Linked DNA regions of Homo sapiens: region 1 is linked to region 2. Evidence: read pairs that join two places in POLR2A ChIA-PET (ENCODE). Cell type or tissue: OCI-LY7. All regions are shown on one strand. Region 1 overlaps ATF1 (activating transcription factor 1). Region 2 overlaps DIP2B (disco interacting protein 2 homolog B).

Region 1 (4,000 bases), 270 kb before region 2:
TAATTTAAAGATAAAAATAAGGATTTTAGTTCATTGTCTTATACTGTACTTCAAAAATCTGTTGTCAGCTTACTGGTCCTTCCTTTCTAGGTAATTGGTCTTTTCACTTGGAAGCTTTTAGCTTTTAAGATCTCAGGTTTATCCTTGGTGTTCTCCAGTTTTACTTTACAACATACACCTAGATGTAGGTTTCTATTAATTTATCTTGTTTGGGACCTTGCTTTCTTATGCTGAGAAATTCATATCCTGGAAATTGCAGTCATTATCATTTTCTCTCCTGGAGAGACTAGAAGCTGGAAGTGCCCTTCCCTCTTCTCTCCTTTTATCTATGTATGTTGTGTACTGGACCTTCTCATTCTGTGTTCTATCTTAACTTTGTCTTTCTGTGTTCCATTCTAGGTAATCTACTCAGAGCTGTATCCTCAGGTTCTCTCATTTTGTCTTCAGTTACGGGTATTAACCCCTTATCAGATAAGTGGTTTGCAAATAATTTTTTCCCAGTCCGTAAGTTGCCTTTTCATTTTGTTGCTTTGTTTCCTTTGCTACACAGACACGTTTTTTAGTTTGACGTAGTCCCATTTATTTATTTTTTTGTAGCCTAAGCTTTTGGTGTGATATCCAAAAAATCATTGCCAAGGTCAATGTCGAAGAGCTTATCGCCTATGTTCTCTTCTAGGATTTTTATGGTTTCAGGTCTTAACATTTAGGTCTCTTATCCATTTGGTGTTGATTTGTGTAATGGTGTAAGATAAAGATTAAATTTACATTTTTTTTTTTTTTTGAGACAGAGTCTTGCTCTGTTGCCCAGGCTGCAGTGCAGTGGCACAATCTCGGCTCACTGCAACCTCCGCCTCCCAGGTTCAAGTGATTCTCCTGCCTCAGCCTCCCAAGTAGCTGGGATTACAGGTGTGCACTACCACACCCGGCTAATTTTTCTATTTTTATTAGAGACGGGGTTTCACCATGTTGGCCAGGCTGGTCTCAAACTCCTAACCTCAGGTGATCTGCCCGCCTCAGCCTCCCAAAGTGCTGGGATTACAGGCATAAGCCACTGCATCCGGCCAAAGGTCCAATTTCATTTTTTCTTGGAGACAGGATCTTGCTCTATCACCCAGGCTGGAGCACAGTGACACAATCACAGATCATTGTAACTTCAAACTCCTGGGCTCAAGCCATCTTCCCGCCTTAGCCTCTAAGTAGATGGGACTACAGGCGTGCGCCACTATGTCCAGCTAAGGTTTGTATTTTTTGAAGAGACAGGGTCTTGCCATGTTGCCCAGGCTGGTCTTGAACTCCTGGGCTCAAGCAATCCTACCTCGGCCTCCGAAAGGGTTGGGATTATAGGCGAGGGCCAACCAATTTCATTCTTAACACTGACGCGTGCTAACTTCTTTAGTGTACTTTGCACAGCACCTCTTGAACTCATTTGGTACTATCATAACATGCAGGGCTTCATACAAGAGAGTACTCACCTGTAAGATGGGCGCCGTGCTAGGATCCCGTGGGCTTTCTGTGAGGAGCCTATGCTGTCGGATGAGTCCTGGGACTCCTCACTTTCTGATAAAGATGATACCTAAAAAAGAACTGGCATTAACATGATGAACAATGCAGGTGGGAAAAGAAACAACTGAATTTTTACTTTTAGAAAAAAATGATCTGTCTCCTGCCACTCCAATTCATTTGTACATTAAATCTAAAGTCTAAAAGAAAGGAACAAAAGGAAAAGGAAAAATGAGAAAGTTTATTCCAGGAGCCCAACCTATTAAAGGAATATCAAATATAGCAGGCCCAGAGCTGAGAATAAAGTCTGTCCCCCAAATGAAGCAGTACTATTTTACCAGAGTTAAAAAGACCAGGCTCTGATGTCATTCTCCACCCTATTTCTACACTGATGCACATTACTTAAAAGTGTTGTTTTATTACTAATCTACCTGACATGCTAAGTTTGAAAAACCTGTTATATATTCAACTGCTGACATTGAGACGAATATTAAATATACAAGCCTGTAGGTCTGGGAAGAGGTCTGGGCTAGATACATAAATTTTGGAGGTCTAGCTTTTTAGAGTCCTTAAAGCCATGAGACTGGATGAGCTCATAGGGGTAAATAGAAGAGGACTGAGGACTAACCTCAGGAACACTAAGAGACTGGATGAAGAGGAGGAACCAGCAAATGAGACTAAGGAGTCACCAGTAAAGAAGAGAACCAAATGATTGAGCTGTCCATGGAAAACTAGTGAAGACAGCATACTGAGGAGAAAAGAATGATCAACCATGTCCAATGCTGTTTACAAGCTGAGATAAAATAAAGACTGAGAACAGACCATTCGATTTAGCAAGGTGGAGGTCACTGGCAATGGCAGGTATAAATATATGCCATTTTAAAATCTGTATGATTCAATTTTATCTCATTTCACAAGTTAATACATGCAACACTTGGCATGCATACAATGTTAATTTTTATAAACTACATCAATATAATATGCAAGTTATAGCAATATTTTACAATTGAGAAAACAAGTTGTTTTCAATTTTTTTTTAAATATTTTTAATTTTTTTATTTTTGAGACAGGGTCTCACTCTGTCACCCAGGCTGAAGTGCAGTGGTGCAATGACAGCTCACTGTAGCGTCGCCTTCCTGGGCTCAAGCAATCTTCCAGCCTGAGCCTCCTGAGTAGCTAGGATTACAGGTGCACACCACCATGCCCAGCTAATTCATTTTTTTTTATTCTGACAGGGTCTCATTATGTTACCCTGGCTGGTGTCAAACTCCTGGGCTCAAGCAGGCCTCCCAAAGTGCTGGGATTACAGGTATGGGTCACCATGTCTGGCCTCAATTTTTTAAGCGTATTAAAACTTTCCAACATTTGTCCAAAGTTAGATTGTGATATCCGACTTCATCTGAATTTTTTTTTTTTTGAGATGGAGTATCACTGTGTCGCCCAGGCTGGAGTGCAGTGGCACGATCTTGGCTCACTGCAACCTCCACCTCCTGGGTTCAAGTGATTCTCCTGCCTCAGCCTCCTGAGTAGCTGGGATTACAGCCACGTGCCACCACGCCCAGCTAATTTTTGTATTTTTAGTAGAGATGGGGTTTCACCATGTTGGTCAGGCTGGTCTCAAACTCCTGACCTCATGATCCACCTGCCTCAGCCTCCCAAAGTGCTGGGATTGCAAGTGTGAGCCACTGTGCCTGGCCGACTTCATCTTAATTTTTAAAAATAAAATAACCCAGGCCAGGCGCGGTGGCTCACGCCTGTAATCCCAGCACTTTGGGAGGCCGAGGTGGGTGGATCACGAGGTCAGGAGATTGAGAACATCCTGGCTAACACGGTGAAACCCCGTCTCTACTAAAAATACAAAAAATTAGCCGGGCCTGGTGGTAGGCGCCTGTAGTCCCAGCTACTCGGGAGGCTGAGGCAGGAGAAGGGCGTGAACCTGGGAGGTGGAGCTTGCAGTAAGCCGAGATCGCGCCACTGCACTCCAGCCTGGGCAACACAGCGAGGCTCCCGCTCAAAAAAAATAAAAATAAAAATAAATAAAAAATAACCCAAACAGGCCTTTAGAAGGGACATAAGAAATCAATTCTCCACATTAGTTACTATCTATAGAAAGCCTTCCCCTAAACTATTTAGACATGAAATTTCCAGAGAGGCTTCTTTTATATGTTATTTCCTTCAAAAATGAGTTCTAGTATATAACTACTCATTTATATTTCATATTAAATCTATATCATTATACAGAAAAGAATTAGTCATAACCCAATAATAATTAAGAAATAACCAATAATTAAGAAAAATCTGTCACTTTTCTTTTCCTCAAGCATCATAAATTTTTTTTTTTTTTTTTTGAGATGGAGTCTTGCTCTTGTCGCCCAGGCTGGAGTGCAATAGCACAATCTTGGCTCACTGCAGCTTCTGCCTCCCGGGTTCAAGCGATTCTCCTGCCTCAGCCTCCCAAGTAGCTGGGTAGCTGGGATTACAGGCACCTGCCACCATGCCT
Region 2 (4,000 bases):
GAAAATAGGTGGAGGAAAAAAAGCCATCTGTACTGAACATGTACAGATTTTTTTTTTCCTGTCATCACTCTCTGAATTATAAAGAATAACAACTATTGACATAGTATTTTCACTGTATTAGGTACTATACAAGTATATAAGTAATCTAGAGTTGATTTAAACAAGAGGATGTGCTTACGTTACATGCAAATACCATGCCATTTTTTAGCAGACTTGAGCACCCTTGGATTTTGGTAACTGAGGGGAGTCCCGGAACCAATCCCCTACGAAGAAAGGAACAACTGTATATATTTCCATTTTTTCAGATTCTGCTTTTATATCTTTAAAGTTTTACAATTTTCTTCATACAGATCTTATGTCTTTCTTACAATATTTAAGTATTGTATAATTTTTCTCTTTTTCCCAAATATATTCCAGGAAATATTTTATAATTTTTAACACTTTTATAAATAAAATATTTTTCTCCTCACCAATGCAGTTAATTCCCATTCTTCCCCTGCCAATATCCCAGTGACATCAAATAATGCTTTTACTTACCACCTATCCACCACATTACCCTGTCCAACATCTGAGTTCTGCTGAAATCACTGGGAATGTTTCTTTCAGACGACTAGGTTTTCTCTTGCAATATGTTTCTTCTGGATTCTTACTTAGCATTTATATCACACATTCCTTGTCATTCTCAATATATACTATGTATATACAAGCAGGACCTGAAGTAACCTTATTTTACTCAATGTTATGTTATAAAGAGGCTGAAAAGAAAAACAAAAAAATCAATTCCCAGCCAGGGCCACTATCTGTGTGGCGTTTGCACGTTCTCCCCATGTCTGTGTAGGTTTTCTCCAGGTACTCTAGTTTCCCCCATACCCCAAAGATGCATCCATTAGGTGAACTGGCACATTTAATTGTCCCAGTCTAAGTGAGTGTGTGTATGTATGTGTGCGCCCTGCAATGGAAAGTCCTTTCCAGGGCTGGTTCCCGTCTTGTACCCTGAGCTGCTGGGATAGGTTCCTGCCTTCCCAGACCCTGAACTGGAATAACCAGATAAATAATTATCCTGTTGTTTTTATTAATCTTTCTTTCCATTTTTCAAAAATGTGGCCGGGTGTGGTGGCTCACACCTGTAATTCCAGCACTTTGGGAGGCCAAGGCGTGTGGATCACTTGAGGTCAGGAGCTCGAGACTAGCCTGATCAATATGGTAAAACCCCGTCTCTACCAAAAATATAAAAATTAGCTGGGTGTGGTGGCACATACCTGTAATCCCAGCTACTCAGCGGGCTGAGGCAGGGGAATCACTTGAACCCCGGACACGGAGGTTGCAGTGAGCCAAGATTGTGCCACTGCACTCCAGTCTGGGTGACAGAGCAAGACTCTATCTTAAAAAAATAATAATAAAATATACAATAATAAAATAAAAAATAAAAAATAAAATAAATTAAATAAAAAATGTTTGGGGGCTGGGCGTGGTGGCTCATGCCTGTAATCTCAACACTCTGGGAGGCCAAGGCAGGTGAATCCTTGAGCCCAGGAGTTCAAGAAGCCTGGGCAACATAGCAAAACCCTATCTCTACAAAAAATACAAAAATTAAGCCAGGCACAGTGACTCACACCTGTAATCCCAACACTTTGGGAGGCCAAGGGCGGAGGGGCGGTTGGAGTGGATCACTTGAGGTCAGGAGTTCAAGACCAGCCTGGCTAACACGGAGAAACCCCGTCTCTACTGAAAATACAAAAATTAGCTGGGCGTGATGGTGACAGGTGCCTGTAATTCTAGCTACTCAGGAGGCTGAGGCACAAGAATCACTTGAACCTGGGAGATGGAGGTTGCAGTGAGCTGAGATGGGGCCACTGCACTCTAGCCTGGCAACAGAGTGTGAGACTCCATCTCAAAAAAAAAAAAAAAAAAAAGAAAGAAACCTGAAGTCTAACTGAGAAGGTAAAAATAACATAAATGAAACAAACAGTGGCAAATTAAGAGTTAAAACTGTTGCTGAGCTGGGCACAGTGGCTCATGCCTATAATCCCAGCACTTTGGGAGGCTGAGGCGGGTGGATCACGAGGTCAAGAGTTCAAGACCAGCTTGACCAACATGGTGAAACCCCCTCTCTACTAAAAATACAAAAATTAGCAGGGTGTGGGGGTGTGCGCCTGTAATCTCAGCTACTCAGGAGGCTGAGGCAGGAGAATCGATTAAACCCGGGAGGCAGAGGTTGCAGTGACCTGACATCGCGCCACTGTACTCCAGCCTGGGCGACAGAGGGAGACTCCATCTCAAATTAAAAAAAAAAAAAAAAAAAAAAAAACTGTTGCTGAATATAACAATAGTCTAAAAATAGAAGAGATTAATATGGACTAAAGCAGTCAGCAGGTTTCATGATGAGAGGAACGTCAACCAGGCCTTGAAACAAGGGTTGGATTTTAATAGGAGAAAAAGCAGTCCTGACAGGGAAAATACTCGCTACAAATGCAGAGACAGGAATGAGCTTGCCAAGAAAGAGTGAGGAAACCCATATGATTGTAATAGAAGAGTGTCAGATACTAGTAAGAAAAAAGGTAGATAGGGAGGCTGATGGCAGAATCTAGATTCATTCACTAGCTGAACCGAAAAGCATTTTCACTAAAGAACACTGCATGCTGTCCTCATGCAGCTTACTTAGGGGAGATGAGAATATTTATGCAAATAATAATTTCCTAACTTTAAGATAATTTTAAAAATAGCTATGATATAGGGGTAACATTAGAAATCAGAGCTCAGAGAACCGACAAATGGAGAAGTTGTTTTTTTAACAGGATGTTCATTTTCTAGTACTTCTCTTGGTCTTCTTGAAGAAAAACAAGCAAAGAACTATGGAAGGAAAACTCATACCACTGCTTGTTCTACATGTTCAACTTAAAAATGAAAGTTTCTCCAAACCAGAGAGGAAGTCAAATAAATCATGAATGACTTTTTAAAATTTTAAGACAGTGTCTTTGCCTTTGTCACAGATTTACTAAACAAGAACTATCAGAAGCTTCTACCTAACAATTCCTTGCTGGGTTGATTTTTTTTAAAAGGAGATTCAGGCCGGGTACGGTGGCTCACGCCTGTAGTCCCCGCACTTTGGAAGGCCGAGGCGGGCAGATCACGAGGTCACGAGTTTGAGACCAGCCTGGCCAACACGGTGAAACCCTGTCTCCACTAAAAATACAAAAATTAGCTGAGCATGGTGGTGCACACCTGTAGTCTCAGCTACTGGGGAGGCTGAGGCAGGACAATGGCTTGAACCCAGGAGGCGGAGGCTGCAGTGAGCCGAGATCATGTCACTGCACTCCAGCCTGGGTGACAAGTAAGACATTGTCTCAAAAAAAAAAAAAAAAAAAAAGGAGATTCAATGACAAGACTGGTCAGCACTATAAAATTTATTCATATCTGAACTGAATTAAAAGCCATAAGTTCTGGCCCATGATTAACTTACAACAATATGATCTTAAATTCTTAGAAAGAAAAAGAAAAAAAAATCTTGCAGATGCTTTAATGTATGCCTAAAAGCAACAGTCCTCCAAAAATAAAGGGTATTAGAGCACTATTTCTTCACCACAAAAAAAAAAACCTCCAAGAAAAACCAATTAAAGTACATGTCATTCACAGAAGCATCTATGTTCATTTATACATTAATTTTTACATTAAACATTAAATATCCTGGGGGAAAAAAGACTAAAAACTCTTTCTGCATCACCATGTAAGTACAACCCAGAATCAATAACCCAGAAGCTCGAGGCCTGTTCACAACACAGACCTTTCAAAGATGCTAGGCTAGACCTGTGAATTTTCATTTAGGGCTGTCCCATGTAGCATCCAAAATATTATCATCCTGGGTTTCCCCTTTCAGCTTCTCATCATCTCCATCTCAATTCAAGGAAGAAAAAGTAACTTCACAACAAAAGACAAGTACATAAAATTACCTTTCACTTTATAGATGCACTTCATATTTTTCATTCTTTTAAAAAAAATAAAA

Evidence for each region. Peaks named below come from ENCODE experiments on the same cell type or tissue, not always from the same donor. Only the 100,000 strongest peaks of a DNase experiment are listed, where the experiment ranks them.
Region 1: POLR2A ChIA-PET joins it to region 2 with 6 read pairs; 2 of 35 experiments call an interaction of 5 or more read pairs at or near these places.

What each region holds. Positions count from the first base shown.
Region 1 is chr12:50,793,482-50,797,481 of GRCh38, reverse strand. ATF1 (activating transcription factor 1) reads right to left here. Exons shown (of 7, transcript NM_005171.5): 3 at 1,473-1,573. Among named protein-coding and RNA genes, the nearest start is that of ATF1, 31 kb to the right of the region's middle. In OCI-LY7, no CTCF peak of the experiment used is centred here; no DNase peak of the experiment used is centred here.
Region 2 is chr12:50,519,403-50,523,402 of GRCh38, reverse strand. All of the region lies in intron 1 of DIP2B (disco interacting protein 2 homolog B), which reads right to left. Among named protein-coding and RNA genes, the nearest start is that of DIP2B, 16 kb to the right of the region's middle. In OCI-LY7, no CTCF peak of the experiment used is centred here; no DNase peak of the experiment used is centred here; H3K27ac peaks cover 786 bases.